Regions from separate parts of the Homo sapiens genome. Here region 1 is linked to region 2. The links are chromatin loops, found by intact Hi-C in ENCODE. Cell type or tissue: sigmoid colon. All regions are shown on one strand.

The links. Hi-C counts contacts between places; a loop is a spot of excess contacts. Peaks named below come from ENCODE experiments on the same cell type or tissue, not always from the same donor. Only the 100,000 strongest peaks of a DNase experiment are listed, where the experiment ranks them.
Region 1: a loop joins it to region 2, with 2.8 times the contacts of the local background. A loop is called at or near these places in 1 of 110 quality-filtered maps.

What each region holds. Positions count from the first base shown.
Region 1 is chr14:90,623,740-90,628,739 of GRCh38, reverse strand. All of the region lies in intron 15 of TTC7B (tetratricopeptide repeat domain 7B), which reads left to right. Among named protein-coding and RNA genes, the nearest start is that of TTC7B-AS1, 16 kb to the left of the region's middle. RefSeq lists an enhancer at 2,689-3,321. In sigmoid colon, no CTCF peak of the experiment used is centred here; DNase peaks (open chromatin) are centred at 55, 1,929, 3,459 and 4,309.
Region 2 is chr14:90,549,507-90,554,506 of GRCh38, reverse strand. The region is part of intron 19 of TTC7B (tetratricopeptide repeat domain 7B); the gene reads left to right. Among named protein-coding and RNA genes, the nearest start is that of TTC7B-AS1, 91 kb to the left of the region's middle. RefSeq lists a silencer at 141-303. In sigmoid colon, no CTCF peak of the experiment used is centred here; DNase peaks (open chromatin) are centred at 41, 476 and 2,686.

The DNA.
Region 1 (5,000 bases), 74 kb before region 2:
AAGGATGCGCGGTCCCATGTGGCCCTGGAGCCCAGAGAGACACATCATCCACCTCTGGTCCTGGAGAGCCGCTTGAGCTTCCCAGTGCCCTGCCAGGCCCCTTCCTTCCTAGTTCCCTCCTGACTGTGCAGAAGGCGCCATTTCTATATCACAGAGCTTCATGGATCAAGTCCATATCACACTGTGGCCCAGGCCCTTCCCCTTCTAGGTCTAGGTGGTGGGATTCCCATTCTTCTGGCATCTGCCGTTGTCTGCTGAACTGGGTCCCAATGTCTCATTTCTTCACTGTGCTCCCCTCCTCAAACTGGGTCATGTGGAGAAATCAGGGCCTTGGGGGCTCAGCCAGAAATAAAGACCGAGAGATCCTCCAGAGAGAAGGTCCTCTAGGAGAGGAAGGGTGGCAGAACAGAAGAGGCCCGGGACTTGCTTCCCAAATGTCAGAAATTACCAAAAAGCTTCACAGTTCAGAGAGAACAGTGTATTTATTTTAGGAGCCAGAGTAGTCTGACAGGAAGACTTGCTTTCAAACATGTCCTGTTCACGTATGTACTTAGCAGATGGCTATTTGACACTTCCTGTTCCAGAGGCACTTGTTCAATTCATTTTCCAAATCTGGGGGCGGGTTTTGGGCCCCTCACTTGCTTTGCAGGCCCCCAGCCCTAACACCATGCGCTCAGGTAGCCTTCGGGAATAGCCCTGGCTGTGTAGACTCTCTGGCTTCACGGATGGCATTATATGAAATGGCTCCCTTCATTATAATGTCACTCACAGGAACTGGAGAGGTCTTTGGAACACGGGCAGTAAGGTTCAAGAGGTGTTTTCAGTTGCACCTGACCAGGTCATCTCCAGCTTAGGTGCCGGCTCCTGGATGCCAATCTGAGTGGAGATTAATAGCTGACGTGGGAGCAAAAAATGAGCCAAACTGGGGTTTCTTGAGGTGATTTATTCCAGCTAACTATGTCAGTTGTTTGTTCGTGCTAAAAATACCGCTAGAAGGATGGGGGAGTATTCCAGATTGTTGACACTTTGACTGAAATGAGAAGCAAAATGTAACTGATATGAGCTCTAACAGGAGCTCCTGCCTGTCATAAAGAAGAGGGAGGATTAGGACACCAAGAGGCGCAGCCAAACCACCCGGGACGGCCACGGCCCAGGCCCTAGCGCTGCCACTCACCACAGCCTCCCAGCTAAGATAAGGGCTGCTAAGTTCTGAAGAACGAGGTATCTCCTCATCATACTTTGGCCCTGAGAAACTTCATTTTGCTAAATAGATGTGGCCTGGATTTTTCCAGGACAGTGGATCTGGGAGTCTAGGTTAGGATGATGCAGCCTTGCGCTCACACTGATGGGTGAGACTGGAGTGGCAGGAACGCCCTGTGAGTGTCCCGGATGTGCCAGCCTTGTGTGCTGCGACCCCTTCTCCAGCAGCTGGAGACATTAAATGTGTTCACATGGGCCAGGTGCAGTGGCTCACACCTGTAATCCCAGCAATTTGGGAGGCCGAGGTAGGAGGATCTCTTGAGCCCGGGAGTTCAAGAACAGGCTGGGCAACATAATGAGACCCCCATATCTACTAAAAAATTTTTTTTAATTAGCCAGTCATGGTGACGCATGCCTGCAGTCCCTGCCACTCAGGAGGCTGAGACGGGAGGATCTCTTAAGCCCTGGAAGGTCGAGGGTCTTGACCCTCGAGCCACTGCACTTTAGCCTGGGCAACAGAGCAAAACCCTGTCTCAAGCAAAACAAAACAAGATAAATAAAAGTGGTTAAGTTTCTAGAACTTCCTTGGTGGTTAAATAACTCCCAGACAGAAGTTTGCCAAAAAGCTCCCCAGGCCAGTGATTTGCCAGGGCTTCATTCCTAGAGAAGACGCGCTTAGGAGAGGAGTCATCCATGCTCTTTAAACCCCCCGTCACTGGTTCTGTTGGCAGACTGGACTGACCGGGGCTGGCATGTGGTTGGGGTTTTGTAACAGAAACCAGGTACTCAGGTTTGATGGATGAAAAGCATATAGACACGGTTTCCAGCTGGCAGCCCATAAGCTGGCATCTGCTAGCAGGGTTGTGTCAGGCCAGTGCACGTTTCAAAAAAGTTTGAATTTGCTGAACTTCTGGTCATCGCACTTGCCTGTTTTGGAAGACATTTGAGTTCTCAGCCCCTGGGGAACCCACAATGGGAGAGGGATGGTTACTCAGTGCTCTGCAGACTCAAGCAGGTGCCCTTTATGGGGGTGACAGTATGAATGGTACCCCCTCAGTGGGTACATTGTGGACTCCCCAGCTCCTTCACTGGAGATGTGTGGAGGACCCGGGCAGGGCTAGAGCACCTTCAGAATGTGATCCAGGGGATCCCTTCAGAAGGAAGGAAGCATTCTGTTCAAGACACGGGCAGGGGTGGCCTTCCTTTGGGGGCTTAATGTAAATGGTTGTTCAGAATTCTCACTGAATTTAAGAACAAAATACATCCTGAAAAATGTCTTCCAAGACATGCTCCCCCAGTTCTTATTGGAATGAAATGAGCACAGAATTTCCTAAGTGCAGGGACTGTGAGAACTCTTCCCTGGGAAGTCTTTTTTCTTTTTAAAATCAGACCATGGCAGGTTAGGATGGAGAGTTATGAATGAGAGCGGTGCTTCTTGACGTTAAATTTGCGCATGAATCCCCTTGTGATCTGGTTACATGCAGATTCTGACTCAGTAAGTCTAAGGTGAGTGGAGAACCTGGAGATTCTTCTATTTCTTGCAAGCTCCCAGGGGATTCTGAGGCTGCCTGCCCTGGACACACTCTGAGTAGCAAAGTATTATTTGACCTCAAGGCCTTTTCCAGCTTTGGGTTAATTGGAAACATCTATATGTTTTCTAATGAACCCCAATGAATAGCACATCAATGCAGCAATTGGGTAAGCCAGATGATCTAAGAATTGTTTATTTCCTGTGTAACCGTTGAGGAATTCGATTATTCACGTGACATTATTGAGGATGTGCATTTTGGGAGGCCCCATGCAGTATTTGGTATCTAGTGGGAATGGTCACATGACCTGTTCCATCCTTTCTCATCCCTTCCAGCTGTTGCCAGAGGGGCCTCGGGGTGATTTGAGGCCTCCCAGCTCCAGGACGTGCACAGCTGTCATCCCAGCATCATAGGCTCACCTGGCGGAGGTCGGGCCAGTGACGGTATTGATTTTCAGTGACAGTGACTCAGCCTGGGACCAGAGGCTGCTGTTTGCAGAGATATAACACCTTCTGAGATTGGGGTGCTTTGGAAACCCAGCCAGGAGAGCAGTGGCTCCAAGAGCAGCATACGGTGGGCCCTCAGAAATGGTGGTGAAAATGAATTGCGATCAGTTTCCTTCCAGCCACATGGGAACCTGAAAGGAATCCCTCCTCCCTGCTGAGGGCCTGGGTCGATGGATTCGATGACATCCCTCTCCTTGGGCAGCACTGGGCTGATCTCAGACTCTCTGTTCCCAGCCGAGTTCTCTGGTTTCACATTCCCATCTGCCTTCTCCCGGTCACGACATGCTACTGGCACATCTCTTTTGACTTCTCTTACCATTCTGATTGGCCAGTTGCCAAACAGCCTTCTCAAGTTAAAATTTCAACATACTTGCCCCCTGCCCCCTTCAGCCTGATCCATTATTTCTCTTACCTGGTGACAGATGCTCACTTTCCTTCGGATATTTGACAGCCAGCCTCACTCCAGCTCCCCCGATCTGGACAGGAGGCAGCAAGAGATGGGGAAGGTATCCAGGGCCCCCTCAGCCGCTGCCCCGCTTGGGCAGATCCCGCATGCTTTTCTGCACAGCCATTTTGCATTCCTGCCTGCATTCAGTAGATAAACAAAGAAAGAGCAGGTCCCTGGCATGCAGAGCCCAGGAGCTCGCAAACACAGATCAGCACAAGATACGAAATGTTCAAGGTTCCCGTGATGTTACCTCTAAAGCAGTTACTAAGACTGCAGCATTCACGGATCACCTAATTAGTGAAGGTTTTGTGTATTAATATGTGTGTTTCTTCCTTGATATAATCAGCACATTTTTTATACTGACACAGAAGATGGGAGGGAATTATTACTTTAGTATTTCTCTGAACTTCTCTAACTTATTTTCATCGAGAGTTCTTCGGACGGCTCAGAATTCAGAAATATCTGCCCTTTTCACTCTATCTTTGGCCCCTGCCCAAGTCTGGGACTCACTGGGGTGGGGCCAAGGCTAAAACTAAACTAGGGTGTGAGGTACTAGAGGTGCATGTCCAGTGGTTGGGAGCAGTTTCCAGCGAGTCAGCGAAGTCTTCCTGGGGAATGGCATGAGACACCGAGCATGGCCCTGACAAGTGCCGCTCTGACTCATTTCCTGAGGTGAACACTGGACAGTCACAATGCCGCGTGCCCCAGAGCTTCCCCAGGGGCAGTTGTGTCTTCTTTCTAAGCCCTGCCCTATCCAAACATAGTTGTTATTTCAAGAGTTATCTTGAGATTCTTAAAATATTCCAGAAGTACAGTAAAATAGTATTTCTATTTGTTTTAATGAAAAGTAAAACTTTGATTAACGAGGTCCTTCAAAAAACCAGATTTTATGTGCACCAGACTTTTAGATGAAAGACAAGTCACAAAACACACACACGCGCACGCGCACACACACATGCACACATATACACGCACACGCATATGCATACAGGCACACTCATGGGTTTTGTTTTGTTTTGTTTTTGTTTTGTTGTTTGAGACAGAGTCTGTCTCTGTCGCTCAGGCTGGAGTGCAGTGGCGCCATCTTGGTTCACTGCAACCTCCGCCTCCTGGGTCCAAACAATTCTTCTGCCTCAGCCTCCTGAGTAGCTGGTACTACAGATGTGTGCCACTACGTCTGGCTAATTTTTGTATTCTTAGTAGAGACGGGGTTTCACCATGTTGGTCAGGATGGTCTCAAACACCTGACCTCAAGTGATCTGCCTGCCTTGGCCTCCCAAGGTGCTGGGACAACAGGCGTGAGCCACAGCGCCCAGC
Region 2 (5,000 bases):
TCAACGAGTGTTTGTAGAGGGGAGGAAAGAACTAGAAATGGCTTTGGTTGGAGCAGAGTGAACAAAGCCCCACCCCCGGAACCCGAACACCCGGATGCTGTTCCTTACTCACGTCCGTGCTCTTGGCAGGACACTTACCCTCTCCGGGCTTCTGTTTGCCCTCCTGTCAAATAGGATGGCTGGTCCTTTGGGGAATGCTCTAATGCCCTGCTCACTGCAACCCCGACCACCCTCTGGACACCTGCCGCAGAGTGGGTGGGGGACTGTGGGGCTTTGGGGCTCAGAAGCTGCTGGCAGATGGGCTGCGGTCCGTCTCCGGATGTCCCACCGATTGCCAGCAACGGTTCTCTAAAAGCCACCACAGTCTGTGGATATGTCAGCACCAATGCTGAAGCACCCAGTTTCAAAGAAATTAGGCCAAGGGGAAATGGGGGGCCAAGTCTGTGAGATTCACGCAAGGCTGATCAAGCCCTTTGGCTTCTGGCCAGGCTGCCAGCACCCTAGGTGCTGGCGTTTACTGCCTGACAGCCCATTACTCTGCACTGCTAATTGCAGAATAAGCTCCTCCAGAATATTCCAGATCATCCTGGAAGAAAGCAGCTTTAAGAGATTCTGCCAGTCAGACGCTTTAAAAAGAAGACAAAAGTCAAAGCCGTGCTCATATTTTCCTGGGGCTTAACGGAGCCTTCATCTGGACCCACAGCCAGGTCTCCTTCGAGGAGCTATGTTAAGCAGCAGAATTCAGGGAGGTGGGGAGAGTGGGCGGGAGGTCTGAATCCGCCATGCCTCCAAGGCCCCAGAGAGGGAGCGTGCGCTGTTCTGGAAGCTTTCTTCCTATCCTGAAGGCCCATCAAGTGGAAAGAGAACGGGGCTTTTCCACGTGGTTCCAGAAGACTCAGAGAACTTCAAAGTGTGGGGATTCGATGAAAAGGACAATGAGGGCTCCACATTTAACCAACAGTTCAGACTGTCCTCTCATGGTGTGGGCTGCCCGGGGAAATCACAAGCTCCTGGTCCCTGGAGGGGGTGCTGCCCATGAGGGACAGCAGCAGGGGCTGTGCATCGGAGAGCCGAGGCCCAGGCATCCCCCAAACCCTGAGGAGTTCTGCTTCCATAGCTGGTTGGCAGTTGGCTTAGAAAAATAAGAGGTTTTTTTGAAAAAATGAGTATTTTTCCTTCTGAGTTGAGTTCAATGCTGGAAAGGCCTAAACCCCAGAAGGTGCATTTCTCCAGATAAAATGTCTGACCTGGAAAAGGGGCCCCATGATAGCGCAGCCCCTGCCGCCATCAGCTGTTCCGGGTGAGCAGAGGTGCTGCACCTGGGGCTGCCTCTGGCTGTGCTGCAGCCCTTGGTCCCCCCAGTGCTCTGAGAGGGCATGCTGGGGGTCTCCCCTGCTCCCTCCTGGAATACTCGGCACACTCCCTGAGGAAGAGCCCCCTGGGGGCATCTGGCCTGCGCCTAGACCACAGGCCCCGTCCCTGCCCCAGACAAAAGCATCACTCCCCTTCCTGAGGTTCTTTGGGCCTCAGTCTTTTCTCTGGGGCTCCACACCCCTATGTCTGACTGGGACTGGCTGCTGGTAACTGGGGGCGTTTGTTTGGCTAACTTGAAGGGAGTGAGGAAGCAGCCACCCCGTTTCGGTTCTGACATTTGAGCAGGGAGGTGGCAGCCATGGGGACTGGAGGAGATTTGCCTTCCGTGTTCGACCCCAGGCCCAAGGGAAAAGGTGTCCGGCCTGGGGGCCAGGCTCCCGCTCACATCTTCTGGAGCTCTCCTCCTTCATCTGAGCTGGCTTCTGTCAGAAGGACGCCCTTCTTAAGGCAGCATGTCCCCAGGAGCCACACTGCAGGTACCTTCCCTCCTCCTGCACTGCCCTTCTGTGTGGGTTCCTGGACCAGCACGTCAGCGGCCTTTGTGGATCTGGAGGTGAAGTGGCCACACGAATGTTCTATCCCCACCTGAGAGCCTGGGGGTGGGCAGGATTGGAGGCCACCTGGTGACAGCAGCAGCCATCATGTCACTGGGGAGAGGGCCTTGTGCAGGCTCCGGCCACCTGCTGTGTATGAGGCTTAGATGGGCACGGGCTGTCAGGAAGACCTAGGGTTGGCCTTTGGGGAAACTGGGTCAGTGCTGAGTAAAATGGGCCAGATGAGTAAACCAGCCCCACACCTGCCCCTGCCCAGAACTTGTGACCTGCTGACAGGAAGGTGGGCCTGCCTGGTGCCCAGAAGGTCCTTCAACTTGCTCTTGACTGGCCCGGTGAGGGGCTGAGTGAGTGGCAGCGTGTGAGTCCCACCCCACGGTGGAGCTCTGACGGGCAGAGGTGTGCAGGAGGTGTGGGGCTGTGGGGCTGGGGATGCCTCCCCTCAGCCAGAACACCAGGACCTGGCCCCTGTGGAGCTTCTGGCCTGGGGAGGCCAGCCTTCTGGCTGGTGTCATTAGCCAAGACACACACACTTGGCCCCCTGGCAAACTGGTGCCATTTCTAAGCACTGAGAACAAACAGAAATGAAACACAAAACAGAGCCCCATAGAGACCAGGCCTCGCCCAGAGCTTCTAGAATCCAGGTGGAAAAGCTGGCACAGCCCCCACCCCACCCACGCATGTTTTCAGTTCCTTTTCAAGGCATTGTTGGAAAGCGGGGTGGGGCTCAGGGCTGCCCCCTCAGCTGCACCCACAAAATGCTTGTACTCAAAACTGACAGTGCCTCTGACACTTGCCAGAGAAGAAAGGGCCGCCCGGGAGGAAAGGAGGCAGGGCAGCCCTCAGCTCTGTGTTCCTGAGCTGCTCCAAGGAAACCCTTTCAAAGCCAGTCTCCTGTGGGCTTCTCAGAGTGGTACTGGTTTGCAGTCTATTTATATTTTGATTTAAAAGAAAAATATTTTTGAAAACACTACCGCTGCCACCCTGCTTCCCTCTGATCAATGGCATCCTCTAGAAGGAAAATTCAAATTCCCGAGAAGTGGTGACTCACATGTGCTGGTGTTTCTCATTTCATGCCTACATTTCAGCGAATGCAGACGGCCAGACCAACTGTGCTGCAGCTTATGGGAAGGGGCTGGAGCTCTTGTGGGGTCCTCATTTTCCTCAGGTCAGGGAACCCACTCTTAGAGGCCTGGTGGGCTTCCAGAAAGCCTGGTCTACCATGGACATAGCCCCTGACAGGACAAGCAGAAAGCAGCTAGGGTCAAGGGCAGAGTTGGAACACTGTAATCGGAGTCTAAAACTTGGAGGCTGGCCCTGGGCCAGGCCCTGCACCAGGCTTTCCAGACTCAGCCCTTCAGGAGCCTGCTGTCTAGCCCCACTCTGTGTCCAGCAGGGTCAAGGCCTTCAGCAAGGCTGTTCTCCTCTCTGGCCCTCTGTTTTCTCCTCTGTAAGAGTGTTGGCTCTGCGGGTGGGTTCTGGGATTTTCTTAGAGAGCAGTGTCAGATCTGTGGTGTACGAGCAAATAGCCTGAGGGGAAGCCATACAGCCCACTGGGCTCAGCTGGGAGCAGGGCATCTTCTCCCAGGGGGTGCTCGCATCCCCCAGAGACCATCATGCTAATGCTCTGTAAGGAGAGGAGGCTCTGAGTATGCTGGCCTGACTTGGGAGCATAGACAAGGGTGACCTGAGGCCAGAGCTTTCTTTGGGACTTCTCCTTCCCTACTACCCCACAGCATCCCACACCATCCCTCCTCCATCCCTCCATCTATCCAGCAAGCATTCCCCAAGAGCCTCTTCTGTACCAGGCCCACTCCAGGTGCCGTACATGCAAAGACAAATCATGGTGGTCCTTGCTGTTAAAGAGGGAGATGGAGGTGAAGAGTCAGCCAACTACTGGCATCACGGAAGGGCCCCCCCTCCTCTCGGAGTCACTAATAGTGTCAACTGAGGAATCAGTAGGTTCATACATTTGCAGAAGAGACTTCATTTCTTACAAAGGATTGCAGCCTTCAGGGTGGCCATCTTGACTGGCTGGGAAATGTAGCCTCAGGCAGAGACCAAAAGCAAGCACTTTGAGAGAGGGGAGGGTGGAACAGGGATTTATGTGGAACTGGTTGGCCAAGTATACATATTCAACAGGTTATAGGAGGAGCTATGAATATTCACAAAAGGGGGATGTGTGCATGTGTGTGATAAGCAAATACGCAAATTACATGCATCCCATGTTCACTTTAGGGTGGAGACATAACATTTAGGTGCATTACAGTTCGGTCCTATACATCAACAGATGAGGCAGGGGCAGGAAGACACACAGTGCTCAGCCTCTTACTAAACCAGTCAGAACCAGCCTGTGGTTGGTGGTCTCTTGTCCCGTCAAAGCTGCAGTTGCAACCTGTGGAATGGGAGCTCAGTTAGGGTCTGGGGTAGGTGAGCTGCAATTGTTTCAATATTGCTTATCTCGAGGCCAGTGCTTGTTTAGCTGCTAGAGAAAAGAAAAACCTTGTGGCAGTTAGAAGGCGGTGTATTCTTTCAGGGATATGTGACTTAACCCTTGCCTGTCGTGGTCTTAGTTCTGGTTTATGATTTGGTATCTTATTGCACAGCGAGTCTGTTCCATCAGTCTTATGATCTCTAGTTTAACAATGGTAATGAGAACAGCCATAATCCTAATATTGCTGAGAGCTGCCACCCACTGAAGGCGTACAAATATGCTGGGCGATCTGCTAAGTGCCTTGCAAACTCTGACCTCATTTAGTCCTTACTAAACGAGTTAGTCCAACTAACTCCCCCGTTTGGTTAGTATTTCTCCCCCTTATGCAGATAAAGCATCTGACACTCAGAGTATGTTGTCCAAGTAAACGGTGGAGCTAGGATTCAAGCCCAGTCTGCTGGGGTGAGCCTAGGACTCACACCCCCAACCTCCACACTCCACTGTCCCAGAGAGCAACGTGCCCCTCCCCTGTGGCCAGCCAGGTCCCTCCATGCAGAAGCCACCAGCAGCAGCCAGGGCCTGTAGCACCTTTCAGGCCCCTCACCTACACCCTGAGCCCCCAGTGTGCCATCTGTGGCCAG